Linked DNA regions of Homo sapiens: region 1 is linked to region 2. Evidence: read pairs that join two places in POLR2A ChIA-PET (ENCODE). Cell type or tissue: GM12878. All regions are shown on one strand. Links, peaks and the distances in the headings refer to the core of each region. The heading gives the core; the rest is flanking DNA. Region 1 overlaps SLC1A1 (solute carrier family 1 member 1). Region 2 has its middle 57 kb from the start of SLC1A1.

What was found. ChIA-PET counts read pairs that join two places held together with the same protein. Peaks named below come from ENCODE experiments on the same cell type or tissue, not always from the same donor. Only the 100,000 strongest peaks of a DNase experiment are listed, where the experiment ranks them.
Region 1: POLR2A ChIA-PET joins it to region 2 with 8 read pairs; 2 of 35 experiments call an interaction of 5 or more read pairs at or near these places.

The regions. Positions count from the first base shown.
Region 1 is chr9:4,518,570-4,521,069 of GRCh38, forward strand. All of the region lies in intron 1 of SLC1A1 (solute carrier family 1 member 1), which reads left to right. Among named protein-coding and RNA genes, the nearest start is that of SLC1A1, 29 kb to the left of the region's middle. In GM12878, for the core only: no CTCF peak of the experiment used is centred there; a DNase peak (open chromatin) is centred at 1,217; H3K27ac peaks cover 1,272 bases.
Region 2 is chr9:4,424,396-4,442,147 of GRCh38, forward strand. It overlaps a transcript of GLIS3 not described here. Among named protein-coding and RNA genes, the nearest start is that of SLC1A1, 57 kb to the right of the region's middle. RefSeq lists a silencer at 554-848. In GM12878, for the core only: no CTCF peak of the experiment used is centred there; no DNase peak of the experiment used is centred there.

The DNA.
Region 1 (2,500 bases), core at 1-2,500, 85 kb after region 2:
GTAGACATCTTTCATTTGCTTAGAATCTGTGGTGATGGAGGCCTCATGCCCTATTCCAACTCCAGCTGCCTGTCAATGTAGTGTCTGTAGCTTCTTTCACATGGAGAAGCTATCAGTCCCATTCTGTCCATCAAGGTAGAGTGAAAAATATCAGGTCACTCTGCTGCCTCTACCACCTTTCAGCACTGATGGCTCCACTCCCTGAGGGGAGAGGCACAAGTGACAGGGAAGGAAGAAAGAAGAAGAATTTTCTCACTTTGTGATTTATTGCATTTAATTCTCACCCTGAGTCTGAGTTGGGTATCATTCCTTCTTGACTTATAGCAAAATCAAGGCACATAGAGGCTGTCCTTTATGCTCCATCCCAAAGCTAGAAAATAAATGATGAGTGGTTTGGGCCCGGTTGTGTCTAATTGTGTCATGTTTTTTCACTATTCTGTCTGCCTTAGGGTCTCCAACCCCTTTCAGCTGTATTTATAAGACTGATGTTTGCAGAACTGTTTATTAGTTTGCAGGACTGTTTATTAGACAACTACAAACGGAGCTGAAATAAAACTTTGGTTTCTGTTTGCTCTAAAGAGAAGTTTCTGTTCAATCCTCCACTGGGAGTGTGTCTTTAGGCCTCTAAATTTTATACCATAACTATTTGTATAATTTGAATGGTCTCCAATGAAATGGATACAAATAATAATAAATACATTCTAAAATAGCAATAATGCATGACATTGGTTTAGATCACAGTGTTTCCTATGTACATTTTCTCTTTGGGTTCACCCAACATTCTCGAGATACCCTCACTCAAGTTTTTAGATAAAGCAATCAAAAAGCAAGAGGATTTAAATGACATAGGTAAGTATGCATGTGGTAGAAATGGAATTAGAATCCAGATTCTTAGCTCCTCTTTTCATTATCTGATCCTGCTTGGTTTTTACTCACACCAGGCAATAATTTTGAAAGCTCTGCTCTCTCTACTTGTGATATTATTATCTGTTGTTATTATTCAATCATAAATATTTATTGAGCCTTCCTGCAGGCCAAGGGCAGGGCTAAGTCCTGTGCATTCATTATTTCACTTAATGCTCAGGACAGCCATATGACATAGGTACTCTTCTCATTTCTCTTTAACTGATGAGGATACAGAGGCTTAGAGGGATTCAGTAACTTATGTAAGGTCACACTGCTAGTAACTGGTAGGACATACTCAACTCCAGATAGGTGACTCATGGAAATTTCTGCTGTGTCTTACATCTTCACCTAGATTGTAAACCACATGGGGACCCGGACCACATGTCCTCCACAGAGCTTAGCAAAGTGGTTGTATGCACAGGTATGCAAGTCATTAATTAATGACAGTTGATTTTTTCTCGGCCATTAGCTTTTATTTTACTTTATCTATAGGGATTTTCAGATCACACTGTTCTCAAAATAATCCTGGTTTTCTGTTGGCTGTTTTGATTTATCTTTAGACACTGTAATTGAAAATTAAGCTCTTAAGCATCTCCTTTACAGGCTATGTTCCACAATCTGTAATCACAACTTTTCTTTAAATTGATCATCATCTTTTGAGCTGTTAATAAACATGTCTGGCTTCATTTGGGTTTTCAAATTGTTATTTCCAGACGGTGAGACTTTCAGATCTGATAGGCTCACACACATCCTGCCAAGTGGAAGTTTGAGCAAAATGTCACATCTTTGGCAATATTTGTGCTATTAGTATGATGATTAAAGGAAAAAGAAAAGTTTCACTGTGATGTCAGCAGCTTTCCCACCTCATGAAAAAGCCATCAAATTATCAACCAATCAAAATTAAATGAATCCCATTTAATTTTATTATTATCTATTTTTCTTTTTTCCCCGTTTTAAAAATGAATTTGGTTCATTTGCTTTCTGCTTCTGGATTTGCCTGTTCTGGACATTTCATATAAATGGAATCATATAATACATGGACTTTTGTGACTGGCTTCTTTGGCTTGTTTCACTTAGTGTAATGTTTTCAAGGCTCATCCATACCACAGCATGCAGCAGTGCTTTATTCCTTTTTATGGCTGAATATTATTCCATTGGATAGAGATACAATATTTTGTTTATCCAATAATAAATTGGGCACTTAGATTGTTTTCACATTTGGCTATTAGGAATAATGTTGTTGTGAACATTTCTTGTACAGTTTTTGTGTAAGGACATGTTTTCAATTCCAGAGGCTATATATCTAGGCATGCAATTGCTGGGTCACATGGTAACTCTATGTTTAATTTTTGAGGAACTGCCAAACAGTCTTCCACAGAGGCTGCAACATTTTACATTCTCACCAAAAAGGCAAAAAGATTCCAGTTTCTCCACATCCTCACCAACATATATCATTTTCTCTTTTTTGTGTTTTTTAAAAATAGCCATTCTAATGAGTACAAAGTAACATCTTATTGTGGTTTTGATTTATATTTCCCTAATGACTAATAATATTCGACATCTTTTTATATGCTTACTGTCCATTTGTATATCT
Region 2 (17,752 bases), core at 9,088-11,587:
ATTAGAATAGGCCTGTAAGTACCAGGCAACAGATTCTAGCCTAGATTCCTAACAGGAGTATGACCCGAGAAAATAATCTTTAAAGGTCTAACGTGGTCTCTTAGAGAATACTTGATTATTGCAACATTCACTGGGAAACTGTAGCAGATAGTGGATTTGCTTTTGTTTTTGTTTGTTTGTTTGTTTTTGACAGAATTTCGCTCTGTCATCCAGGCTGGAGTGCAGAGGCATGATCACACCTCACTACAGCCTCAAACTCCTGGGTTCAAGGGATCCTCCCGCCTCAGCCTCCTGAGTAGCTGTGACTACAGGCACTTGCCCTCATGCCTGGCTAATGTTTTTTATTTTATTCATTGTAGAGACGGGATTTTGCCATGTTGCCCAGGCTGGTCTTAAACTTCTGGGCTCAAGTGATCTTCCTTTCAAAGCACTAGGATTAAAGGTGTGAGCCACTGTGCCCAGCCCATTTTTTTTTTTTTAATTAGAGATTTTCTGATGAAAAGAATACACTGGGCATTATATTTGTGGCCAACGTGTTCTGGACAGTGAAATGTAAACAGGCTGAAACTTGAGGCTTCTGGGGAAGTGTCCTTAAAAGGAAGGGAGCTCCCGTATTCCCCTCTTCTTCCTTCCTCTGTGCTGGCATATGAACACAATGACTGGAAGCTGAGGAGTCATCCTGGATCATGAAGCAGCCCCCGAAGTTTAGAAGAAAAACAAGCCAGAAGGAGCCTGGGTCCCTGCTCATCTGGAATCAGTTGCCAAAACAGCCCTTATTGCCCAACTCCAGATCTGATTTACATGAGAGCGATATAAATTTTTATCATGTTTAAGGCACTGCTGTCCTGAGTTTTCTGTCACATGCAGAGAGTCTTAATCCTAAGTAATATACACAAGACTGTTTCCCTTTATCAAAGATATCATTATGCAAAATATGCCACTAATGACCAAACCAGCCTCTACCACAGCTATTTCCATGAATCAAAGGATTTGCCTGGAGACCCTGTTTTCATCTCTGGCATATCTGCCTTCCTGCCCTCAGTCACCTCAGCTGGTATTGGGAATGGCAGGGCCTGCCAGGCAAGTGTTGAAATGATGTGACAAAGAGAAGGAAATGAAGGATTTTCTCATAGGCTTTGCCCACAGATTGCCTCATTCTCAAGACTGCTTCCTTGCTGAGTGACTCCAGTGGGTTGGGTTTGCAATGCAATGGGTAGAGATCCTTCCAGACAGCTGTCATCTGCCTGGAAACTTCAGCTTCCTAATACTCTTGTAAACCTCCTGGGACAGAAGCTCCAGTTCCTGCTGACACCTCACATGAGATGTGCCTTTACCTAGTACCACCTGCTCGGGACTGCCCAGCAGGGTAGCCTGCAATCCCAGGGCAAAGGTGAACACCAAGCAGGCCTCCACTGATGCACAGCGGTGGTATTTCCCTGGGAAGTTTTACTTGTGAATCTGGAACTTAAACTCTCAGTTCTGACTTTTGCACAACATTGGTTCCAGTTCCTCAGTCCCAGGAAGGCCCCAGAAAGATGGGTGCTGACTCTGTGCTCAGAACAGTGGTTTGCAAAGGGTATTTGATCAAGTACCCTTAGAGAAACTGAGGCATCTTATGAACAATCTTCCTCGACAAAAAACACATACGTTCATGCAATGCAAAACTTGGCCCACAATTTCCTGAGGTGCCAAGCGCCCTGACACCCATCCATGAGTCCAGAGCCCCCAGGTTAAGAAGCCTTGCCTTTGAACTCCAGAAAAGATTTTAAAACCTCCAAAGTCATCTGATTTCCTCCTTGGGATAAATGCCCCACTACTGCTCCCAAACAGAGAGTAGGCTGAGTCGATTTTAGAAGCTTCAGTTGTTCATAGGATTTACTGTTTTTATGACCAACAGTGAGAGAAATGTCACTTGTCTCTTCCCCACCTCCTGCTCCAAAGGTCTTCATCTGAAACTTAAGTCCCAACCAACTCTTCTTTCCTCCTTTATCTCACATTCAGCCACGTTGAACTGTTTATTTTCAGTTTCCCAAACATGCAGTGGTGCCTTCTTCTGCCCTCTGTCTCTGCTCAGGCAATTTCCTACTCCTAGGACACCTCTTTGCCCATCACTATTTGTCAGAATATTACTCATTCTTTAAGACTGTGTAAAAACAGATTTCTCTATAGAGCTTTTCCTGAGCCTTCCTTTGTGCACACAGCCTGAGCTTGAACATCTGTTCCAGAACATATCACCATCCATCATGGATTATTTGGGCAACCATATAGCAAAATATTTGAACCTTTGAGGTCTGAAACTAGAATGATTGGGTTTCAGTCCTGGCTCCATCTCTTTCTTGCTGTGTGACCTTGTGGATGTTTAACTTTTCTGTGCTTCAGTTCCGTCATTGGTAAAATGGAGACAATAATAGCTCCCACTTCACAGAGTTGTGTAAGGATCAAATGACCTGATCCAAGTAAAAGTCTTAGCACAGTCCCTGGCACACTGAAAGCATCTGATAAGGAATTATTACTTTGACTTCAGTTACTTATACACTTTTGCCCACACCCATTACAGTTAAACTGTAGAGTGGATGAGGACAGAGAGTAGAGCCCATGTCTTAGTCACCATTTTGTATCTGATAGAACCTAGCAAACAAATTTTGCACATAGTAAATAATCAGTGTATGATATGTGAATGAAAGTGAATTATCCATAAAAGTTTTATCTAAGAACTTCAGACAGTAGTGTTGCCATCTATATTTTATGCATGGGTGAGAGGCGATGGAACAGTAAGTTGGATGCTCCATTGAGAATACAAATCATTCTGGGGTTTGGAAAAACCATCCTGATTGCAATTCTGTGTCCCAATCACAGAATTTTTATATCATCGTGAAGCATATGCCAAGAACTCCCCTCTTCTCCACTTATAATTGTTTCCATTTCAATTCAATGACACAGACATTTATTTAGCAACTATTAGATGCCAGACACTGTGGTAAGGGGTGGGAATCAGAGATGTCCTTCTGAAGGTCTTGCAAAGCAACTTCCATCTGACATCAAACTTCAAGTTCAGCACCCAGGATGTATACACACTCTTATATTCCTTGAGCCTGAAGCCCAGTCCCAGATAACAACTGGTCTGCAGGATTTCCCTGCCATGTGACAAGAGATGCATACTTACGTCAAATGGCAGAAAAGTGGCTGGGCGCAGTGGCTCACACCTGTAATCCCAGCATTTTGGGAGGCTGAGGCAGGGGGATCACTTGAGGCCAGGAGTTTGAGACCAACCAGGTCAACATGGTGAAACCCTGTCTCTACTAAAAGTACAAAAAGTAGCCAGGTGTGGTGGTGTGCACCTGCAATCCCAGCTACTCAGAAGGCTGAGGCACAAGAATCGCTTGAATCCAGGAGGCGGAGGTTGCAGTGAGCCAAGATTGTGCCACTGCACTCCAGCCTAGGTGATGGAGCAAGACTCCATTAAAAAAAAAGAAGAAGAACAATTAGAAAATAATTATACTAATATGTGTAGAAAATTTACTAGACTGCTTCTGACCACCCAGACCACTGAGTTGACATAAACAGGCCCCTTACTACACAGAAATCCTGAACAAAATATAGAAAAAATATTTTCCACATAACCAAGTTCAATCAGAAAAAAAGAAATTTCCAGTGCCGGGAATAGCATGAAATCAAGTCAGAGGAATAAACATGAGCTGATAACAGGAGGAGGCCATGGGAGTTTCAGGTGGCAATATGGACCCCTTAGGGAAAGGGAGCTACATTTCTCATGCCTACCAAAAATAATAATAATAATAATAAGGCCAGGTGTGGTGGATCATGCCTGTAATCCCAGCCCTTTGGGAGGTTGAGGCGGGCGGATCACTTGAGGCCAGGAGTTCAAGACCAGCCTGGCCAACATGGCAAAACTCCATGTCTACTAAAAATACAAAAATTAGCCAGGCTTGGTGGCATGCACCTGTAGTCCCAGATACTTGGGAGGCTGAGGCACAAAAATTGCTTGAACCTGGGAGGCAGAGGTTACAGTGAGCCAACATTGTACCACTGTACTGTACTCCAGCCTGGGTGACAGAGTGAGACTCTGTCTCAAAAAAAAAAAAAAAAAAAAAAAATTCAGGCCTAAAGAAGGGAAAGAATGAAATTGAGCTATCTGCATAAACAAGCTATTATGTGTGGTTTCAGAGGGCTAAAAAAACATTCACCAATGAAAATCAAACTACGATCTTATACTACCCACAAGTCTGGGGCCTTAATTTATAAAACCTTCATGGTGTGGAACCTTAAACTGATAATTTAACATAGTATATAGGGTCATTCAAAGCCCTAGGAATCCCGCAAAAGCCAAAGCAAGATATTTCTATAGAGACATTGAGAGACCATCTCCTCTTGGTTGTTGCAAAGGCACTTTTAGCTAAAAGGGAAATCATTCCTGCCTACCAAGCCTGTTCATCTGCCAATGCACCCTACTCACAAATGGCACCACTTCCCATTAAGGCACATGAGTTGTCCCTGACACCCCCATACCAATTCATCACTAAGGCTAATTAATTTTACTTTCTAAATATCTGCCCACTCTGTCCATTTCCAAAACCTCATCCTAGTTCAAACCACTATCATCTCTCACCAGTCTCCTAACTGGTCTACCCTGCATCCACTCTATCAGGTGGTACCATATAAAATTGCTATCTTGTAAGTCAAAACCAGCCTGGAAGTGGCAGTTCCATAGCATTCAACCTAATATTTCCTCCCATCTGATGTCCTCACTCCAGATAGAGTTACCTTTTCATGAAGGAAATTTTATCATGTTGCACCTACCCCTCGCTGAAATCTTCTGTGGCTTTCCCGCTATTCTTAAGATGATAAAGTTCCTGAACATCACCTGCAATGCCATTTGGCCCCTACCTCCCTCTCTCCAGCCTCATGCCCCCAACTCTCCCTTATTCCCCCTTCTCTTGACCCACCGGATTTCTTCTAGTGCCTTGTGTTTTCTATGTTTTCTCTTCCCACAGAGCCTTTGCACATGTGGCTCTCACTGCCTAGAATATTATTTTCACTCCTCTTCAACTGAACAATTTCTTCTTACCTTCAGATCTCAACTTAGCAATGCTCTCCACAAGAGCCTTGTCTGACCCCCTGGCCTTGTTAAGAATCTTGTCACATGTTCTCTTAATGCTAAGGTGATCCACTTCATAGTGCTTGACCCCATGACAATTTTACATCTATGTGTATGACTATTTGATTAGTTCTGCGTCCCCCAGTAGCACTGCAAGGTTCATGAGGATAGAGACTGAGTCTGTTTTCACCAAACATTGAATCCCCAGCTCTGTGTCAGACACAGAGTAAGTGCTCAACGTAATTTAAAATTATGGAATGGAGAAGTGACGAAACTGTATGCAGGTGACCAAGGTGGAGACTGATGCAGTGGCCCTACAGGAGAAGATGAGAGCCTGAAACTAAAGCGGGTTTTTCATGCATTACCTTGGATAACCTTCTAAACACTCCATCTTTTGTTTTAGGCATTTTATAAAAAAGGAAACTAGAGACATCAAATAACTTGTGTTCAGGGTCACATAATGGTAGATCTAAGATGCCAATCCAGGTTATCAGAATCCGAAATCTGTCCTCTTTCTATTAAACAAACAAACAAACAAACAAACAAAAACTTTGAGGCAAGCAGAGGAGACAACAAGGAGCCCGGGAATGAGATCCAGGAACTCTGATGCCTACAGATGTCAGAAAAGTAATGTAAAAACCAGCAGGCCCGGGCTAAGATAAGAGAGGGCATTGGAAACCACACCAAGCTAGAAGGTGCATGCATGCCTGTCTAATTCTAGCTCCAACTTATCATTAATGCATGAGAATATGGGTCCAGTATTTTTAGATCATCCTATGTTTTTTAGAGAAGTTCAAAGCTGCATTTTTGTGTGAAATCATTCTGATTTTGAAACACTATATGGGTCACACATAACATATCTGCAGGAGGAATGTGATACCATTTTGCAGCTCCCCGTCTAGACAAATAGGAGATCAGCAGAGAAGCTGCACTGTTGCCAGTAGTCACCTATGCCTATGTCTTTCGTGCAAAATATTTGGGCAGGGCCCTCATAAATAATCTTAGCAATAGTTATCCAACTTGAACTTTGATGATTCCATGAAACTGAGAAGCTAAGATCAGTTAATTTATAACTGGCTTTATGGTTTCAAGATCACTATGTTCTGATAAATCAAAGAACAACTAGCAAGAGGATAGATATCTTCATTCTGTTATCCCTAAGGAAGGCCATGGGTTAGGAGCCCCAATGGCCACTGGAGAATGTGTAAATTACTGACAATGCTATTCTCCTTTCAAAAAAAAAATACAATCCAAAGATAAGCAGATAAATGCTGTTAACTTAATTCAAATTCCAACTAGGACATTGAGTCACTTCCAGCATGCCAGAAATCAGGGGAAAGTTCATGTTTATCTCTGGGTTCATTTCCCCAGCATTTCTCATTAAAGAAATAAAAGGTTGTCACAAACTGCTCTTTCAAGAGAGAAGCTGTGAGAAGTGAATATCTGCTCCTCAGTTTCAGTTCCTCTAACTCTGGAAGATCCTGGCACACAGAAGAGCTTCACACATTTTCTCAATCTTTCCTTCCTCAGTTGAATCCCAACCAAGTATATGGATCAGAAATTGTTGGGCCTTTTTTCCTACCGTTCTTACTGACTCAGTTAAATCACTAGCAACTCAATCGCCACACCCTTCATGAAAGTTATTTTGTGGAGCACATTCCTGTTTTGAGTCTTAGAATTTCCCTTATCCTCTTCTAATTTTAAAAGGCCTTTGATGCCAACAGAATAACTTAGCAGCAAACTTCACATATTCGTGAATCATGGAAAGAGGAATTGTTTGGTTGCCATCCAGATAGTTAGCATCCTTACTTCGCTCTTGTATTAGTGAAGCCAGGCTACCTACTGGAAAAAATAACTAGGAGATTTTGGTGTATTAACAGAATAAAAACTTGTTTCTCACTTCTATTACAGTTCAGTGTAGATTGACTGGATTGGGGAAGATGAGGAGTTTTGCTCCATGTAGTCAATCAGGGAGTCGGGATCTTTTCATCCTGTGGTTCCACCATACTCTTAGTCCAGAGGCTGGCAAATGTTTTCTGTAAAAGGCCATATAGGGCCAGGCATGGTGCCTCATGCCTGTAATCCCAGCACTTTGGGAGACCAAGGCAGGTGGATCACTTGAGATCAGGAGTTCGAGACCAGCCTGACCAACATGGTGAAATCCCATCTCTACTAAAAATACAAAATTAGCCAGGTGTGGTGGCACATGCCTGTAATCCAAGCTACTCAGGAAGCTGAGGCAGGAGAATCCATTGAACCTGGGAGGTGGAGGTTGTAGCGAGCCTAGATGGCACCATTGCACTCCAGCCTGGGCAACAAGAGCAAAACTCCATCTGAAAAAAAAAAAAAAAAAAAGCCATATAGTAAGTATTTTAGGCTTTGTGTGCCCTATGGTCTCTGTCACAACTATTTAACTCTGCCACTGTAGCACAAAAGTAGCCATAGGCAATATGTACATGAATGGGCATGGCTGCATTCCAGTAAAACTTTTTTTACAAAATCAGGCAGCAGGACCGATCTGGCCTGTGAGCCACAGTTTGCCGACTTCTGCTCTCAAACCTTGTCCTCCTGTGCATTTGGCCAGTCAGTAGAGAAAGGGAGAGCACCATGGAAGAGGCACATCTGAAATGCATGCCTATCCCCATATAATTTCATGATGATTATGCTAAACAATGTTTCTAAAGTGCCTCGTACAAAGGTCAGTGTATAGGAGTTGCCAATAAATGACAACTGTCATCATTTTTAAATGATAAAGTACCTTTAGTACTTACAGGAAGAAGTGATCATGTTTAATTGATCAGGAAAGGCCATAGTTGATTCTTAAAGCTAGGGTAGGATCTTAACAAACAGAAGTGGGGGGACAGCATGAGCAAATGTATAGCAGCAAGAAAGCGTTGTAGGCTGAGTAAGCGCATGTAGTTCAGTTTGGCCATAACACAGCTAGGTGGAGCAAGGTGAGAGGTAAGTCTGGAAAGGTAAGAAGGCCTCAAACACCATGTTTAAAGTTCGGATGTTCAGCAGCAATAGGGACCCATGTAAATTTGGTGAGAAGTATATACACAAGCCTTGTGTTCCAAAAATCTGTTTGTAAATTCATTGTTTGAAAAACAGACTATATTTTTTTATTTCCTTTTTTTTTTTTTTTTTTTTGAGACAGAGTTTTGCTCTGCCACCCAGGCTGGAGTGCAGTGGCACAATCTTGGCTCACTGTAAACTCCGCCCCCTGCGCTCAAGTGATTCTCCTGCCTCAGCCTCCCGAGTAGCTGGGATTATAGGCGCCCGCCACCACGCCCGGCTAATTTTTGTATTTTTAGTAGAGATGCAGTTTCATCACGTTGCCCAGTCTGGTCTCGAACTCCTAACTCCAGGTGAGCCACCCGCCTCATCCTCCCATCCCTCCCTGTGCTGGGATCACAGGTGTGAGCTACCACACCCAGCAACACAGACTATGTTTTCTAACACAGGGTAAGCAATGGGAGTTCAAGTCCCAGACTGGTTCACGGAAACCTGCCTCCCAGGTGTTTATAACCCTTACCTATCTGCAAAGGAGAATTGTTTTACTCAACCAACATGCCCAGAAAATACTTCAGTTATCGAGCTATATAAATGTTGCTCTGATTATCATGATCTTAATCTAAAATGGCCAGGCGCTATGGCCCACGCCTGTAATCCCAACACTTTGGGAAGTTGAGGCAGGCAGATCACCTGAGGTCAGGAGTTTGAGACCAGCCTGGCCAATATGTTGAAACCCTGTCTCTACTAAAAATACAAAGATTAGCTGGGCATAGTGGTACACACCTGTAGTCCCAGCTACTTGGGAGTCTGAGGTGGGAGAATCACTTGACCCCAGAAGGCAAAAGTTGCAGCAAGCAGAGATCGCACCACTTCACTCCAGCCTAGGTGACAGAGCGAGACTCTGTCTCAGAAAATAAAATATAAATAAATAAATAAAATGAGCTTTCATAGGAGAAGTTTCTCAGTTAGCACATACAGAGATTTATAGCCAACTACTAAAATTCCTGGAAGGGTGTACCATGATAAAATATGGACTCCGTTTTTTGCCAACTCATTTGGATACTGAGAAATGATTTGCATAAGGTGAAACTATGAAGTCAGAAATATGTTTAGCTAGGCCTTCGTTTCTAGATCCCTAAAAAGAACTACTTATCTCTAAGTGATGCAAACCTGTTGGGCTTCCTTGTCAGAGCCCATCTGTGTTGAAAGCTTGACTTTGGCTGGCTTTTGCACAGAAATCCCTGCTTCCACTTGCTAGTGGTGTAATTTGTTCTGATATTCAAGAGTGGTTGGCGGGGCGCCGCTGCTCATGCCTGTAATCCCAGCACTTTGGGAGGCCAAGGCAGGTGGATCATGAGCTCAAGAGTTAGAGACCATCCTGGCCAACATGGTGAAACCCCATCTCTACTAAAAATACAAAAAATTAGCTGGGCGTGGTGGCACAAGCCTGTAATCCCAGCTACTTGGGAGGCTGAGGCAGGAGAATGGAGTGAACCCAGGAGGTGGAGGTTGCAGTGAGCCGAGATTGCGCCACCACACTCCAGCCTGGTGACAGAGTGAGACTCTGTCTCAAAAAAAAAAAAAAAAAAGAATGGTCTACCTAAATTGCAATTGTGTAGAACGCCTCAGAATTGGGTACTCAGGCCAATGCCACATTCTAACATTTAATGTATATAGTTATTTATCCATGTATTTATTCCACATATGTTTTATATATTTCCAAGCACCTGCTGTATGCCAGATGCTCTACTGGTGTTAGTGGTAGTAGAAGTAGTCTGTGGGAGTCAGATCTGAAACAAGCATTAACATGACAATATTATAATTTATTTTATGACAGTATGTCCAGGTCAAAGTGGTACGTAAGAAAAGAAGCACCTAAAACTGTCTATGGGCTCAAAAAAATCTTTCCTAAGAGATAATATCTGAGCTGAGACATTAAAAATAATAGAAGCTTTGGGGAGAATGAGAAAATAGCATCTCAGGCAGGGAAACCAGCAGATACCCAAAGCACGTGATTATGGAGTGTTGTGTATATTCAATTAATGTTTGCTGAGGGGGTGATAGGTGGGTGAGTGGATGGATGAATGGATGGATACATGGAGGTGAAGAAACCTTCTCTAGAGGTGTGTATTTTCCAAGACTCCCCTCAATCCAGATGTAAGCCAGTTCTTCTTCCTTACAGATCTCCAGTGTGTCTTGAAGTTTGATTCCAACTTCCCCAGAAGACATTTAACTTTTCTCACTCCATTAAGTTAAAACTTAAAAATCCTGACATTGAGGAGGTTTCATTCTAATGCCCATTTTAAGCAAGTGGGATGCTGACTACAACCCATGTGAGACCAGTGCTGAGCTGGGTGCTAGAGAGAGAAATTCAAAGAAGATGTGATCCGGGCCACCAATAAATTATCACCTCACTGGAGAATCAAGAGTTATACTCAAGAAATAAAACAAAGCTGTCAGGTACCAAATTGTATGATTTGGACTCAAAGTTGTACAAGAATTTGGGTTGTTCACAATCATTAATACAGCAGAAGCTTCAACGTTTGTCTCTCACAGACAATTCTCTGCAAAACCATAGAGATAAGATTCTTTGAGCTGGTTGGCAGGGTATGAATATGGTCAACCTGACGAACTCCAGATTCTTCCTCTCAATGACTGCATGCTTGGTCTGGAAGACACTTTCTTTGCTTGCTTTTTCCCTTCTCCTTTTCGCACTCCCCAAATATCTGTTTCATACTCAGAATTATAATGGATTGTAAAATTGAATGGGATTATAGTGTAGATTGAATGGGATTATGAAACTCAGCAGCAACAGACACAAGGAAGGTTGGGTAATGTCCCAGGATGACTAATCAAGAGGCAGAGTTTCCGGGAGCTTAGCAGATCCTCGCTTTTTCACTTGCATGTGGAGCACATTCCTCAGCCTGCCAGACCAATTCCCTTTCCCTTCTCCGCATCTCCTGACCCTTGTCACAAGATCATCAAAAGGCATCATTTTACAAAGGTCCTTTGATGTTAATTTTGTACCATCCTGGATCTGCCTAGTACTTAAAGACAGATTTATCACTCCACTGAAAAGACTGTTATATTTAAATCTCTGCAAAGAAAGCTGAGACAATAGCTGATGACAAAAATCTTCCCCTAGGCCAGGCGCGGTGGCTCACGCCTGTAATCCCAGCACTTTGGGAGGCCAAGGCGGGCGGATCATGAGGTCAGGAGATGGAGACCATCCTGGCTAATACAGTGAAACCCTATCTCTACTAAAAATACAAAAAATTAGCCGGGCGTGGTGGCAGGCTCCTGTAGTCCCAGCTACTTGGGAGGCTGAGGCAGGAGAATGGCATAAACTCGGGAGGTGGAGCTTGCAGTGAGCCAAGATCGTGCCACTGCACTCCAGCCTGGGTGACAGAGCCAGACTCCGTCTCAAAACAAAACAAAACAAAACAAAACAAAAACAAACAAATAAAAATCTTCCCCTAAATTATCTGTGGGTTGTAATATATGAAGGATAATAGCTGTAAATGTTAATATTTGAAAAAAGCTCATTTGTGGCTCACAGCACTGACGCCAAAATATTTTAGACATTTGCTATATCCTTGGACTCAACAATGCTTCTCTAAGAATTTATGTATGAACATAGTTACAGATATGAAGATGATCACAAAGCTTTGTAGTAAAAAATTGGAAACAACTATAGGGAAATGTTTAATACATATTATGGGATATTATGCAAAGAAAAATGGTGTTATAGAAAAATATTACAGACAAGGGCAATATTTGTAATATATTAAAAGGTGGTTTTAAATTAATATAAACAATATTAGCTTGTGTTAATAGGAAATAAGATAAAATTGTAACACGATAATATTCACATTCTTCCTTCTCCCTCCAAAGTGAATTCAATCTCTGTCTGTTCAGGTTCCTCATATCACTGCCACCATGACCCCCAAGCTACCTTCACCATCCCCATCAATGACATCTTACCTTAAGAGACGGCAAGGACTGGGCTGGGTGGCTCAGCCTGTAATCCCAGCACTTTGGGAGGCCAAGGCGGGTGGATCACCTGAGGTCATGAGTTCAAGACCAGCCTAGCCAACATGATGAAATCCTTTCTCTACTAAAAATACAAAAAATCAGCTGGGCATGGTGGCGGGCACCTATAATCCCAACTACTCTGGAGGCTGAGGCAGGAGAATTGCTTGAACCCAGGAGGCAGATGTTGCAGTGAGCCGAGATTGCACCATTGGCCATTGCACTCCAGCCTGGGCAAGAGTGAGACTGCATCTCAAAAAAAAAAAAAAAAAAAAAAAAAAGAGATAGAAGGCAAGAATTTTCCTGGTTTTCTGTTTTCTGAAATTATTTAAGTTTTGTGATGTGTAATCAGAATAATGGAGAGAGAACAGGAACTAAAGAGGAAGAAAAAGGAGCAAGACTTCCACCAAAAGAGCAACTAAATCCACATAATAAAGAGCTGCAGTAGAAGTATAGAGAGAAGGTATCTTGAGCTGGAGAAGAGGAAGAATTTTCTAGAAGGTGTGGAACAGCATCAGGGTATGAGGAAATAGGATAGAAGAGGACAGAAGAAGAGGAGACAGTGGCAGTGTGAAGATTTTCTCACCTGAATCGTTACTATGAAAGTGTATTTGAATCCTTTCATGGTTTTGGAGAAGTGGCAATGAAGAATTTGAGATCTTTAAATACTACTTTTGATTGCTGGACCCCCAACTGCATGAGGGTCTTGGATTCATTATATTTATATGCAAAACCACAAGGAAATAAAAGACAGCAGCTTTAACCATCAAAATATTTGTATGATTTGAATGAGATTGTTTTATTCTTTTTACATATTCATATTTTCTAAATTTTCTAGGTATTTGACTGTATGTATGTATGTATGTATCTATCTATCTATCTATCTATCTATCTATCTATCTATCTATCTATCTATATATCATTTAATCCTCAATTACCTCTAAGAATTAGGCACCATAATGACATCCATTTTACAGAGGACAAAACTGTGGCATAGCGAGAGATTTGGCAGCTGGCCCAAAGTCGCAAAACTATCTTAGTTGACCTCTGAACAACATGGGCTTGAAGAGCCTAGGTCTACTTATACGCAGATTTTTTTCAATAAAAGTTATACCAAGTGTGCCTGCCTTCCCTTCCACCTCCTCCACTTCTCCCTCTGCCACCTCTGAAATAGCAAGACCAAACCCACCTCTTCCTCCTCTTCCTCAGCCTACTTGTTGTGAAGACAATGAGGGTGAGGACCTTTAAGATGATCCACTTCTTAATGAATAGTAAATATATTTCTCTTTCTTACGATTTTCTTAATAATATTTTCTTAGTTACTCTATTGAAGGATACAGCATATAATACATATAGCATAGAAAATATGTGTTAATTGACTGTTTATGTTACTAACAAGGCTTCTGTTCAACAGTGGGCTATTCATAGTTAAGTTCTCAGGGAGTCAAAAGTTATATGTGGATTTTTGACTGTATAAGGGATTGGTGCCTCTAACTTCCTATGTTTTTCAATGGTCAGCTGTAGTTGAGAAGTTAGGAAATAACCCAAGAAACCTAACTCCAGAACCAGTGCTCTGAACACTTATGCTAAATAAATGGCTTCTTTTGAATTTTGGAAATTTATTTTCAAATAAAATATTTCCCTTCTACAAAAAAGTATAATAATGAGGCTAAAGTAATGAATGTTCAGGTACCCTCATGCCACCCCAATGAATCTTAATGTTTTGTGATATTTTGTTTACATATGTAATATCTAAAGAAAAAATCGCAGATATAGCTAAAATGTTTTAGTAATGAAGTTTATACTAATTAAAAGCAATTAAAGGCAAAATGACAAATAGACTTCATTTGTTCATGTCCCAGAGAAGCTTCCCCACCCCGTGATTATTTTTCTAAGGAGGGTGAGACAAGTCAAAGGGATGATGAGATGGTGGCAGTGTGAAGATTTTCTCACCTGCACTCTCAACCCACATCAGAAGAAATAGCTTATCCTGAATCTGGTGTTTTTCATTACTTTGCATGTTGACATGGTTTGGCTGTGTCCTCACCCAAATCTCACCTTGAATTGTAATAATCCCCACTTGTCAAGGGCAGGGACAGGTGAAGATAATTGAGTCATGCAAGCAGGTTCCCCATGCTGTTCTCATGGTAGTGAATAAGTCTCACAAGATCTGATTGTTCTATAAATGAGAGTTCTGCACAAGCTCTCTCTTGCCTGCCGCCATGTAGGACGTGTCTTGCTTCCCCTTCCCTTTCTGACATAATTGTGAGAACTCCCCAACCACATGGAACTGTGAGTCTATTAAACCTCTTTCCTTTATAAATTACCTAGTCCTAGGTATGTCTTTATTAGCAGCGTGAGAACAGACTAATACACATGTTTTGTATAATCCTACTCTATAAGTCAATTTTCTTCAAATATAGCACTGTTTGACCAACTTTTAAGAATCACAGACATGGGGTTATAATGTGCCATCAAAATATAATGGCCAATGTTGGTTCCTCACCACCTAGCATCTGTTGTCTCTTCAACACGCTTTCATGTTTTACCCCTTTCTCTCTCTGTGCTGCATGCTGAGGGCATTCTTCAGTACTACCTTCCAATTCCCTAATCATCCCTGTAAGTATAAAATTTTTGTATTCCAAAAGCCATAATTTTTTCTATTTTCCAAGATTTCTATTTTTAAAATGTTTATTGAGATATAATTCACGTATCATACAATTCACACACTTAAAATGCACACTCCAATGTTTTTAGTATGTTCACAGAGTTGTGCAGCCATCTCCACGATCAATTTTAGAACGTTTTCCTCATCCAATAAACTCCACAACCATTAGCAGTAATTTCCCCATTTCTCTTCTTCTCCTCCTATCTTCTCCCCAGTACCTCCTGGCCACAGGCACTCACTTGTCTGGTTTCTGTTTCTATATGTTTGCCTATTCTGGGCAAAAATTTTTTCCTCCTGCCTTCTATCTGTGATTGATTATATATCCTTTGACCAACATCTCCTCATCTTCTCTTTCATAACCACCCCAGTTTCTGGTAAACACCATTCTACTCTCTCCTTCTATGAGATCAGCTTGTTTAGATTTCACATGAGAGATTATGCAGTTGTTTTTGGTTTTTGTTCTTTTTGAGACAGAGTCTCACTCTGTTGTCCAGGCTGGAGAGCAGTGGTGTAATTAGTTTTTCATTTTTCATATTTGGGAACCTTCCCAACTCAGGTGATCCTCCTACCTCAGCCTCTCAAACAGCTGGGATTACAGGAACACCCTACCACACCAGGCTAATTTTTGTGGGGTTCTTTTGCAGAGAAAAGGTTTCACCCTGTTGCCCAGGCTGGTCTTGAACTCCTGTGCTCAAGCAATCTGCCTACCTCAGCCTTTCAAAATGCTGGGATTACAGGCATGAGCCACCGTGCCCAGCCTACATGTCTTCTTTTGAGAAGTGTCTATTCAAGTCTTTCGCCCATTTTGTAATAGGTTTGTTTTCTTGCTATTGAGTTGTTTGAGTTCCTTTTATATTTTGGATATCAACCTCTTGTCAGACGTGTAGTTTTCAAATATTTTCTTCCAGTCTATAAGTTGTCTCTTTACTCTGCTAATTGTTTCTTTGCTGTGCAGAAGTTTTTTAGTTTGTTGTAATCCCATTTTTCCAATATTGCTTTTGTTGCCTGTGATTTTGAGGTCTTATCCAAAAAAATATTTGCCCATACCCATGTCATGAAGCATTTCTCCAATGTTTTCTTATAGTAGTTTCATCATTTGGGGTCTTAGACTTAAGTCTGTAATCCATTTTGAGTTCATTTTTTATATAAGGGTCTAGTTCCCTTCTTCTGCCTGTGGATATCCTGTTTTCTCAACACAATTTATGGAAAAGACTGACCTTTCCCAAAATGTGTTCGTAGCACCTTTGATGAATATCATCAGTTGGCTGTAAATTGTGGATTTATTTCTGGGCTCTCTATTCTGTTCCATTAGTTTGTCTGTTTTTATTGGTTATTTTAGCTTTGTTGTATATTTTTAAATCAGGTAGTGTTACACCTTTGTTCAGCTTTGTTCTTTTTGGTCAGAATTGCTTTGACTATTCAAGGTTTCTGTGGTTCCATTCAAATTTTAGGATTTTCTATTTCCATGAAAAATGTCATTGGTATTTTGACAGGGGTTGCATTGATTTTGTAGATCACTTCAGGTAATATGGACATTTTAACTATATTAATTCTTCTAATTCATGCACACAGGATATCTTTTCATTTACTTGTGTCTTCTTCAATTTCTTTCATCAGTTTTTTTGTAGTTTTCATTGTAAAGATCTTTCACTTCCTTGGTTAAATTTATTTCTAGTTATTTTTGGTAGTTATTATAAATAGAACTGTTTTCTTAATTTTTTTTTCAGATAGTTTGCTATTAGCATATAGGAACACTCCTGATTTTTGTGTGTTGATTTTGTATCCTGCAACTTTACTAAATTCATTTATTAGTTCTAACAGCTTTTTGGCACAGTCTTTAGGGTTTTCTGTATGTAAGATCATGTTATCTGCCAACACGGATAATTTTACTTCCTCCTTTCCAATTTGGATACCTTTTATTTTTCTATCTTGCCTAGCTACTCTGGCTAAGACTTCTAGTATTATGCTGAGTAAAAGTGGTAAGAAATGGGCATCTTTGCCTTATCCAAATCTTACCATAAAAGCTTTCAGCTTTTTCTTATTCAATATGATGTTAGTTGTGGGTCTGTCATACATGGCTTTTATTGTGTTGAGGCACATTCCTTCTATACCTAATTTATTGTTAGTTTTTATGATTAAGTGATGTTGAATTTCGTCAAATGCTTTTTCTACATCTTGGTTTTTGTCCTTCATTTTGTTAATGAATCACATTTATTGATTTGCATATATTGAACCATCCTCATTTGCCTGGAGTGGATTCATCTTGATCTCACTTGAAGATGGTAAATAATCTTCTCAAAGTGTTGTTAAATTTGATTTGCTAGTGTTTTGTTGAGGATTTTTGTGTCTAAGTTCATCAGGGATATTGACTAGTAGTTTTCTTTTCCTTTTTCTTTTTTTTGAGACAAGGTCTGGCTCTATCACCCAGGCTGGAATGCAGTCATGTGATCTCGGCTCCCTACAACCTCTGCCTCTCGGGTTCAAGCCATCCTTCCACCTCAACCTCCAAAGTAGCTGGGATTGCAGGTGCTCACCATCAAACCCAGCTCATTTTTGTATTTTTTGTAGAGACGAGGTTTTGCCATTTGCCCAGGCTGTTCTAGAATCCTGGGCTCAAGTGATCTGCCCACCTCGGCCTCCCCAAGTGCTGGCATTACAGGCGTGAGCCACCCACCGCACCTGGCCATCTTTTTTTGTTGTTGTCTTTGTTAGGTTTGGGTATCAAGGTAATGTTGGCTTTAGAGAAAGAGTAAGGAAAAATTTCCTGTTCTTCAGTTTTTTGGAATAGCTTAAGAAGAGCTGGTATTAGTCCTTCTTTAAACGTTTGGTAGAATTCACAGTGAAACTATCAAGTTCCAGGCTTTTCTTAGATGGGAGACTTTTCACTCCTGACTCAATCTCCTTACTCACTATTGGGCTGTTCA